Regions from separate parts of the Homo sapiens genome. Here region 1 is linked to region 2. The links are chromatin contacts, found by Hi-C in ENCODE. All regions are on one chromosome and are shown on one strand. The core of a region is the stretch at or near the end of the contact, and the rest is flanking DNA. Distances in the headings are between cores, read along the strand shown.

The links. Hi-C counts contacts between places; a loop is a spot of excess contacts on that map.
Region 1: a map of vagina shows a loop between it and region 2 (6-fold over the local background). The contact joins two enhancer-like sites. A Hi-C loop is called at or near these places in 1 of 168 maps with a recorded cell type or tissue (vagina).

The regions. Positions count from the first base shown.
Region 1 is chr9:133,871,043-133,877,507 of GRCh38, forward strand. The region is part of intron 2 of VAV2 (vav guanine nucleotide exchange factor 2); the gene reads right to left. Among named protein-coding and RNA genes, the nearest start is that of VAV2, 120 kb to the right of the region's middle. RefSeq lists enhancers at 908-1,408, 1,409-1,909, 2,906-4,105, 4,891-5,626, 5,627-6,360. Within about 2 kb of position 3,134, at least 5 of the 41 ENCODE cell types and tissues checked have a DNase peak (open chromatin) inside an H3K27ac peak, as active enhancers do.
Region 2 is chr9:133,537,968-133,540,720 of GRCh38, forward strand. It overlaps ADAMTSL2 (ADAMTS like 2), which reads left to right. Exons shown (of 19, transcript NM_014694.4): 4 at 382-457; 5 at 1,804-1,906; 6 at 2,631-2,753. Among named protein-coding and RNA genes, the nearest start is that of ADAMTSL2, 4.6 kb to the left of the region's middle. RefSeq lists enhancers at 1,188-1,919, 2,653-2,753. Within about 2 kb of position 1,504, at least 10 of the 41 ENCODE cell types and tissues checked have a DNase peak (open chromatin) inside an H3K27ac peak, as active enhancers do.

The DNA.
Region 1 (6,465 bases), core at 1,884-4,383, 330 kb after region 2:
GGTGGATAGATGAGTGGGTGGGTGAATGGGTGGATAAATGCGTGGGTGGGTGGATGGATGGATGGATAAGTGGGTGGGTGAACAGATGGATGGATGGATGGGCAGATGGATGGGTGGGCAGATGGATGGATAGATGAGTGGGTGGATGAATGGATGGCTGGCTGGATGGATAAGTGGGTACGTAGGTGGGTGGGCAGATGGATGGATGGATGGACAGATGGATAGATAAGTGAGTGGGTGGGTGGATGGATAAGTGGGTGGGTGGATGGATGAATTGGGGGTGGATGGATGAATGGAGGGGCGGATGGACAGATGGTAAATGGGTGGGTGGATGGATGGATGGATGAATAGATGGACGGACGGATGGATGGATGGATGGACAGATGGATGGATTGATTGATGGATGGATGGATGGATGGAGAAGCGGATGGATGGATGGATGGATGGATGGATGGATGGATGGATGGATGGATGGTGGGTAGATGGATGCCGACTCAGAGAGATCCCTTTGCCCCAGTCCCTTCTGATGAAGTAAGGAGAGAAGAGAGAGAAGATGAGCCCCTGACGGCAGCCTCATACCTATCTCCCTGAGTCCCTAATACACCCTTGACAATTTCTGTACAAATGTCCTCCCTAATGGTGGGGGGTCCCAACCACCCACCATGGAGGCACCACTGACCCTATTTTGCCACTGAGAAAACCCAAGTTCAGAGAGGTAACATGACTCGACCAAGGTCTCATTGCTGTGGGAGGCTGAAGCCTGGGTCTGACTCAGAGCCCAGCTCCTAACAGTAAGGTACCTGAGAGCCACCACCTGCCCAGGGGTGGGGGCCAGCCCTGCCCCTTCTGAGCCCCCAGCAGGTGGTTCAGGGACACAGCCTCCAGCTAGACCCTGGCTCCATGGGGTCATCGCTCCACCCTTCCTCTGAGTGTCTGCCCCACTGGGAATGAAATGTTGGGATTCTAGTCTGGAAGGTTCTCCCAGCTGGAATCACATCCAGGACTCTCAGGCACTGGCACAGAGGGCAGACCTGAAAATCCTTGTGAGCTCCTCAAGGGGGTGGCTGAGAAGCCCCCAGAGATGGCATAGCTGTGAACGGGACACTGGCCAGGGCCAGGGATGTGGGGAGACTGATCGTATGTGAACCAGGGCGTCAGTGACCTGGCCGACCCCAAGAGGGAAGAGAAGAAAGGGGCAGGGGCAGGGGCCAGCCCCAAAGAAAACTGCAAGCCCTGGCTTCCTCCCTGCATGCTCGGCTCCCAGCACCCACGTCCTCCATGTTTCCATGGCTGTGCTGGGTGGGTGACTGCGAGTCTAACTTCCCCCTCTTCTCTGCCATGGTGTGGCCAGGCTAGAGGAAAAGGGCTGATGGCGTCCTCACTCCGCGCACCGTCTTTTCCCCACTGCAGTCAGCTACACTGGCCCAGCTGCCCCAACCAGCATGTGGGGGCACAGCCTCTCCTCGGCTTGAAGGGTCGGGGTCCTAGGCCCAGTTCCCGACACCTCCAGAGGAAACCCAAAGCCTGGAGCAGAGGCAGGAAGGCTGGCAGGGAAGCCCCGGGGGTCAGAGTCGCTTTGTGCACCTTGGGACCCGGGGAGAGAAGAGGCTGGAAGGGAGAAGTGGGCCCAGGTGGCCTCCTGGAGCACAGGAGGAGGCGTAAGCTGGTGGAGTATCCGGGGCAGCACGTCCTCTCCAGGCGGCCACTCCAACCATGGGGCTCTGGGAGCTTCTTGACTAAGACAGAGTCTACCGCTCAAGAAGCGGGGCAGATGGGTGGACAGAAAAGCACACAAGGGGGTGGCTCACGCCTGTAATCCTAGCACTCTGGGAGGCAGAGGCAGGCAGATCACTTGAAGCTAGAAGTTCTAGACCAGCCTGGGCAACGTGGTGAAACCCCATCTCTACTAAAAATACAAAAATTAGCCAGGTGTGGTGGTGTGCACCTGTAATCTCAGCTACTTGGGAGGCTGGGGCAGAAGAATTGCTTGAACCCAGGAGGCGGAGGTTGCAGTGAGCCAAGCTTGAGCCACTGCACTCCAGCCTGGGCGACAGAGGGAGGGGGCGGGGGGGTGGGGGAGGGAGGAAGGAAGACAGGAAAACACACAACAGCAACTGGGCTCACATGTTAGCTGAGTGCCTGCTCTGTGCTGGGCATGTGAGGGAAGCTGCAATTTAATCTGAGATCCTGAGCAAAACAGTACAGAGGCTCAGACCAGGACATTACGCCAGAGCTGGGATCAAGTCCTAAGCCTGCCACGGACGATCTCAGCCACTCCTCTCTGGGCCTCGGTTTCCCTGTGTGTGGAATAAGGAAACCGCAAGACATACAGATGGCAAAGGGCGTCCTGCCACACTCCCAGTCCCACTGTGCTCACGGTGGAGTCACTAGCTGGTCACCATGCCCCTGCTGAAGACACTGGCCTCTGCAGCTGTCTCTGCACAGTGCTCCGGGCAGACGCTGCCTGTGAAAGCAATCAGCACCCAAGACAGGAGCGGCACTGCCCTGGGAAACGCCTGGACCAATAGCCTCAGGTCCCCTGAACACTGACTGCCCACTGTTCCTAATGCCAGCACGGAAGCCCTGTGTCCCAGGGCTGGGCAAGCTGCATGAGGCAGCTGCATCAGGCGGCAGCTGCTCCCCACCAGGAAACTCTACAGGAATCAGTCGGGGGTCAGGGGCTGTTGGGGGGAATTTCCCGTCCTTCATGGAAGCAGCTTAGCAGCCATCTGGTCCAAATTCTCCAATTTTGAGATGGGAAACCTAAAACCCAGCTGGGAAGATGCAAGAGCTTCACAAGCCCACCCAGCAACTTCCAGGCAGGGCCCAGCCTAGAACGAGGGGTTCCTGTTTGGAGCCTGAGGCTCGTCTCTCCCAGACACGGCGTCCTCCAGGACAGCTAACCACCGTCTAGGCCTCCTGCCTGCCAGATCTTTCCCAGGTTTATTTCATTTTATTCCCTCAAAACCCCCCACGAGATGGTTCTGTGGCTCTCCCCTTTCTGAGGAGGAGTCACCGGGGCTGGGGCAGACAGCTGGTGCCTCTGGCAGCAGAGCCCGGCTCTCCACGCCGCCCTGCCCTGGAGGGCCGGCTATCCATCCTGGATTTGAAGCTGAGGGACAAACCACAGCCTCCAGGCATGAAAGCAAGGTTTCTGAGTGGGGGCCTGCAGCCTGCAAGGCCAGTAAACCTGTCCCAGCAAGACTGGCTGGGCAGGCTGGGCCACTCACTGTCTGCGAATGCTGCTCTCTCATTCCCAGAGACACTCCCCAGCCCCTCCTGGGCATCACTCAGCGCTGCTGTGGCTGCAGGAGCCAGGCACAGATGGCGCCTCCCTCCCCTGTCCACCAGGAAAAAGCGGGGATAAAGGTGGGTTCCAGTGTGGGAGGCATCCCAGACCCAGGCTGCAGACGAGCCGCATCAGTCCCTCTTTAATCAGAGGCAAGGCCGGAGACCATGACACAGATCTGCTGCCTAGCGCGTGAGTCACTGCCTCCAAGGTACAAGAATCCCACAGGAAGCTCAAGGTACCCGCCCAGACCTTGAGGCCAAGGTGGGGTTATGGGAACAGCACCTCAAGGGCAGGAGGGAGGGGTTCTGGCCTCCCCCACACCACCCCACTCTCTACACAGATGTCTTGCCCCCTCCAAGAACCTCCTGCGCTGCTTCTTCCTTGGACCCTTCCCTCTTCCCAGAGGTGGAGACAGTGAACCAAGGGGCTGGAACACAGGCGTCTACACAGGCAGATTCCCATGTGGGACCCTAGGATCCATCTCCCTCCCCAGCCCACAACTGCAGACTGTCCAGGCAGGAAGTGGGGCGTGGAGGCCTCATGGAGCCAGGCGCTGTGCATGGTCCGAGCTGCAAGAGGCCTTGGGGGAAACATGCGTCCAGAACCCTCACCTTACACACAGAGAAGACGGGTCTAGAAATGGGTGCGTCTCATCCAAGGCCCCATAGCCAGTCGGGGCAGAGCAGCCCCAGAAAGAACAAGGGTGGGAATGAGGACGGTCACCATAAAAACAGAATCACAGGCTCTCCCGCTGCAGACCCCAGACTGAGCGCTTCACGGGATCACCTGCGTTTCTTTCACTGCCCCCAAGCTCTGAACTCTCACCACGCTCAGGTCACGTGTGTGCAAGCCGGGGCTCAGGAGGTCACTCAGGGTGGGCTGGGAACCCGGGTTCACAGGGCCAGAGCCGAGTGCCGAACCCTCCGTGCCAAGGCCAGACCCAGTCCCCAGCCACTGCCTGGCCTGGCTTCACAGAGCCAACTGCCCCCACCACACAGCCCAGCGCCACAGCCCCGGGGAGCTATCCACAGCTGATGGGAACAGGCCACCCTTCTGCCGGCTAAGGAGCTCATCAGGCAGAGGGCAGGCCCTGAGCAGGCAGAGGGGGCCCCACAGACAAAAGGCAGGCTCTGGGCAACCCAGAATTGTAGTCAGAGAGTCTGAGCAGCTCGAAGTGAGGGCTGCCTGGAGGAGGCGCAGGCCTATGATAAAGTAGCAAAGAAACAGGCGATCCCCTTGGAGGCACAGACTGCCCGGCACTGCAGCGCACGGCAGGACTGACCCTGCCAGTCCCTTCAAAAGCTCAGCTACCAACTGCCCTGCGCCAGGACCTGCTGAGAAACACCGCAGGAACACACGCGAGGCCCCCGCTCCAGTCCCCTCTAGCACAAGAGGCTATAGAATGAATTGACGTTTGTGATGGCTAATGTGGCTAATGCTACGGCACCATCCTGCCTGGGCTAAGGGGTACCCAGAGGGCAGGTAGGACATTACCTCCGGAGTGGCTGGGCAGCATTTCCAGAGGAGACCAGCATCTGAGTCGGCAGCCGAGTATAGCAGACGCCTCCCGTGCCCTCGGGCCTCACCCAACTGCGGGGGCCCAAACAGGTCATGATGGCAGACGAAGGCCTTATTCACTCACTGCCCAGCGGGCACAGCCATCATCTCCTGCCCTCGGACATCGACGCTCGTCGTTCTCAGGCCTTTGGGCTCAGACTGGGACTCACGCCATCAGGCCCCTTGGGTCTTGGGCCTTCGGATCAGGACTGGAGCTGCACTACCAGCCTTCCTGACCTCCAGCTTCACAGCAGCTGGTTTCAGGACTTCTCAGCCCCCAGGATCGTGTGAGCCAGTCCCTGGTATTAAATCTTCCTATCTATCCATATGCTATCAGCGCTGCTGTTCTGGAGAACCCTGACTAATACAATATTGGAAAGGAGCATGCATCTCCCCTGGGATGGCCCCATTCAGGCACGCCCTGCTCCCACGCCCAGCACCACTGACCGCTGCCAGCAGAGGCGCTGTGGAGACAAGAGTGGTAGGGGGCAAGGGACGGGGTGGGTGTGGAGCAAAGACTATTCCCCTAAGGAAGGCAGGCCCCCTGGGACTGAGGGAGAGCAGCCAGTCAGCCAAGGCCAGGAGAACGTGCAGGGGCAGAGCCCACGCACAGGCCCGGAGAGCGGCCATGGCCACACAGGGGACCAAAGAGCGGAGGCCTGTCGGACACAGGGCCAAGGAGCTGGCCTCGCCTGGGGCAGTGGGAGTGCAGGGTCAGGCTGGTGTTTGAGAGATGCTTCAGGCTGCAAAGAGGATACTGGGTGGAGGGAAGGCAGGACCGCGGGAGGGGGGCGGCCCCAAGGAGTCTTCTAACCAGGCCAGGTGCACGATGGCAGGAAGGCCTGGGCAGGAGGCCACAGGGATGGACACAGCCAGAGAGGACACAGCCAGAACTGTTTAAAAGGCTGATCAAGGCTGCCTGGGTGCAGGGGTGAGGCAGGGAAGAGAGAAACCATCTCTGTCCTTTCTGCCAGGAGACACAGAAAGGGCTGGCCTGAAGAACGGGGACAATGGGGGAGGCTGGCCACCGGGGTCTGGACGCACAGTGGCCAGCTACAGAGGGGAAGGCAGGGGATGCCAGGGCTGGCGTCTGGGCAAGGCTGAGCTTAAACCCTTGGTGTGGCCTTCAGCAAGTCGCTGCCTGCCCCGAGTCTCCCTCCCCACCCACCTGGGGAAAGGGGAGGCTGAGAGGCACGTGGTTATCTGAGCCACCACCACCCCATTTCTGTTTCCCACAGAACCCCCGCCCGGCCTGCTAGACCCCCTTCTGCCACCTTCCTCTGGCCTCGGGATGCCCTGGCTGTACGAGGAGAGGCTCCCTCCGCCCTCAAACAGTTGCCAGCGCCTTTCTTCCCCAGCAGGTAACTGGCACACTCCACACTCTGCACAACGATGCCAAGATGCAGCCCACAAAGCTGGGACCCACACCCCAGACACACAGCAATCCACTGGCCAGGCGGACAAGCCCAAAATCAGCCACTGCCCACAAGCAGGGTGGGACCATCACACTGCCAGGAACCTTCTTGGAAGAGCCAGTGCTTGTGTTCTGGGTGACACGTTCGGCTCTGGGCTCAAAAGTTACCCCACTGCCTCCATGAATCCTCAACCACCCAATG
Region 2 (2,753 bases), core at 254-2,753:
TATGACCTTGGGCAAGTCACTTAACCTCTCTGAGCATCAGTTTTCTCATCCATGGCATGGAGAGCGTGCTGGTCTCACCTCATGCTTCTGAGAACACACATGTGTGTGCACCTGGGCACAGGCCTGGCACACAACCCATGTGGTTGTTTCAATTCTGTGTACTGAGCCCCTGTGCTATGTGCTGCTGATGTAGAAGTGAATCAAATCTCATTCCCCCTTGGCTCTGGTGTGTGTACGGGGTGGGAGTTGAGTAGGGAGGAAGGAGCCCTCTGGGTCACGGGTATCGGGAGATTCTGGATCCCAGTGGCCGTGGGGCCAGCCCAGGCGACATTCCTGAAACTCCTCTGCAGCCCTCACTCCGAGCCTGCATCTTTCTGCCAGGAGGAAGTCCGTCCCGGGCCCCGGGAACAGGACCTGCACGGGCACGTCCAAGCGGTACCAGCTCTGCAGAGTGCAGGTGAGGCCCGGCCCGGGCAGGGGCACCATGGCCTGCTCTCCCTGTCATCATGCAGTTTTCAGGGGGTCTTCCAGGTGGCTCCTGGGCATTCTGGGCATTCTGTTGTGGGCTGCTCTTCAAGGAGAGCCCAGGAGCAGGGTTGAGAAGGCTGCGGGGGGCCCTGGGCTAGTACGGAGCCATCCACTGTCCAGACCACTGTCCCTGTGCTCACATGTGCTCAGCAATGCTGGGACGGGCGGACTCACTCTGCTCCTGGAACTTCAAGTGCAGCCTCAAGGTTTGGGGTCTCTGGTCGCAGCTCCACTTTACTCACAACATTCGTGCACCTGGTGCTCACAGAGACCCAGCAGTTGCCAGGCTTCCCCGTCCCATGAAACAGTACCCCCCACGCCATAAAACAGTTCCCTGGGTTGCTCTCGGAGCCCTTCTGCTCCAGCCCCCATCAGCTTCCTTGGGTAGCCGAGGCTGAAGAGGAGGTTCTGACTCTGACCAGGCAGCTCTCAGTGGGGCCCTGGGCAGTTGGAACCTGAACACCTTTCCAAGGACTGCAGGGCGTGAGGCTGGGGCACGCCGAGCTGGGATCTGGGCCTCCCAGGCTGGCTCGTGTGGCTTGCCTGGGCAGGGAAGGCAGAGCAGCTGGGGGTCTCTGTGTCTGTGTGTCTCAGGGGGTGTGTGCGCACGTGCAGGGAGTGAGGGGCTGGAGGGAGGCAGGTGGCCACCGCTTCTGTGTTGGCGTCACCTGGTCAGCTGCCCTCCTAGGGCAGTGCAGCCAGGGTTGGGGGAGGGGCATTTATGAGCTCCAGCATGAGAGGGACCCAGGTTTGAGCTCTGGCCCCGGCACGACTAAGCTGGGTCCCCTCCGAGGATGAGTCTCTTGTCTGCACGCTGGGTTCCTCTTTATGGAGTCAGGACCACGATCTTCCTGATTTACGCAGTGTGCATGGCCACGGACCGTGTGCCAGGCCCTGTCCCGTCACTGTAGACACACAGTCAGGGCCTGCTGAGGACACGGGCGAGGGGAGCACCCTTGCCAGCCATCCTAGGGTCATGTCCCCTCCACCGCAAGGCTGGGAGAAGGCGTGGTGGGGACTGGGAGGGTTGTGTCTAGAGTAGGCGGAGGGCTGGCGTGGGGGGCGGAGCTGCCCTTTCCTGCGTCCTTGCTCCCTCCTGAGAGCGCATGGGAGCGCGCAGGAGCCCTAGAGGCCACCCCGTGGGCCGTGGCCCCCGCACGGCTGTCCCGGCTGTCCCGGCTGTCCCGGCTGCAGCCACTTCCTGCTTAGCCTGGACAAAAATGCCTTTGTCGGGCCGAGTTCCTCCCGGAGCCTCCCTGTCCCTTCGCTTCCCAGGAGTGTCCGCCGGACGGGAGGAGCTTCCGCGAGGAGCAGTGCGTCTCCTTCAACTCCCACGTGTACAACGGGCGGACGCACCAGTGGAAGCCTCTGTACCCGGGTACCTGCCGCCCTGGGGACCCACCTTGCAGGGAGCTGACTGAGCTTTGGGGGTAGCCCTTCCGGCACCTGGGACCAAACTCGACGGGTGGGCAGGTGGGGAAATGGAGGTGGTCAGACGAAGAGCCAGGAATGAACCTGGGTCTCCTGAGCCCTGGCCCAGGGGTCTGTCCCCTCCCCCATGACCCATGACATCAACGCAGGACAGATTACGGGACTGAGTTCCCTGCAGACCTGACCTCTGACGGCAGTGGTGACTTGCTCACTTACTTACTGGCTCCTGGGCACAGACAGGAACCAGCCTAGACGATCCCAAACGGAGACTGCCCACACGGTCCCATGGAAAGCAAGTAGCTCAGGCAACAGTGTAAATGCTTCATCCTTCTCCTGCTCACCCGCAAGGGCCAGGGCTGGGGTGCCCAGGGCCAGCAGCACAGGGGTGTCGAGTTGGCTCAGACCTCCTGCAGAGGGGGAACCCCAGTATGGGTCTCAGGCGCTGCTCCCCACTCACGAGGAGGTAGAAGCTGGAACTCACGGGGTGTGGGCTGAGCCAGAAGACCCATCAGTTTCTGCCACTGAGACCTGGACAGGTTCCTTCTGTTCTCCAGGCCTGAGTTGCCCCATCTATGCAATGGGAGCTGTCTCAGAGGGAGGAAAAGGGAAGTCCTCTGAATCCGGCATTTCCTGCCCCGCTGAAACCTTCTGTCTTTGTCTCCCTCCACCAGATGACTATGTCCACATCTCCAGCAAACCGTGTGACCTGCACTGTACCACCGTGGACGGCCAGCGGCAGCTCATGGTCCCCGCCCGCGACGGCACATCCTGCAAGCTCACTGACCTGCGAGGGG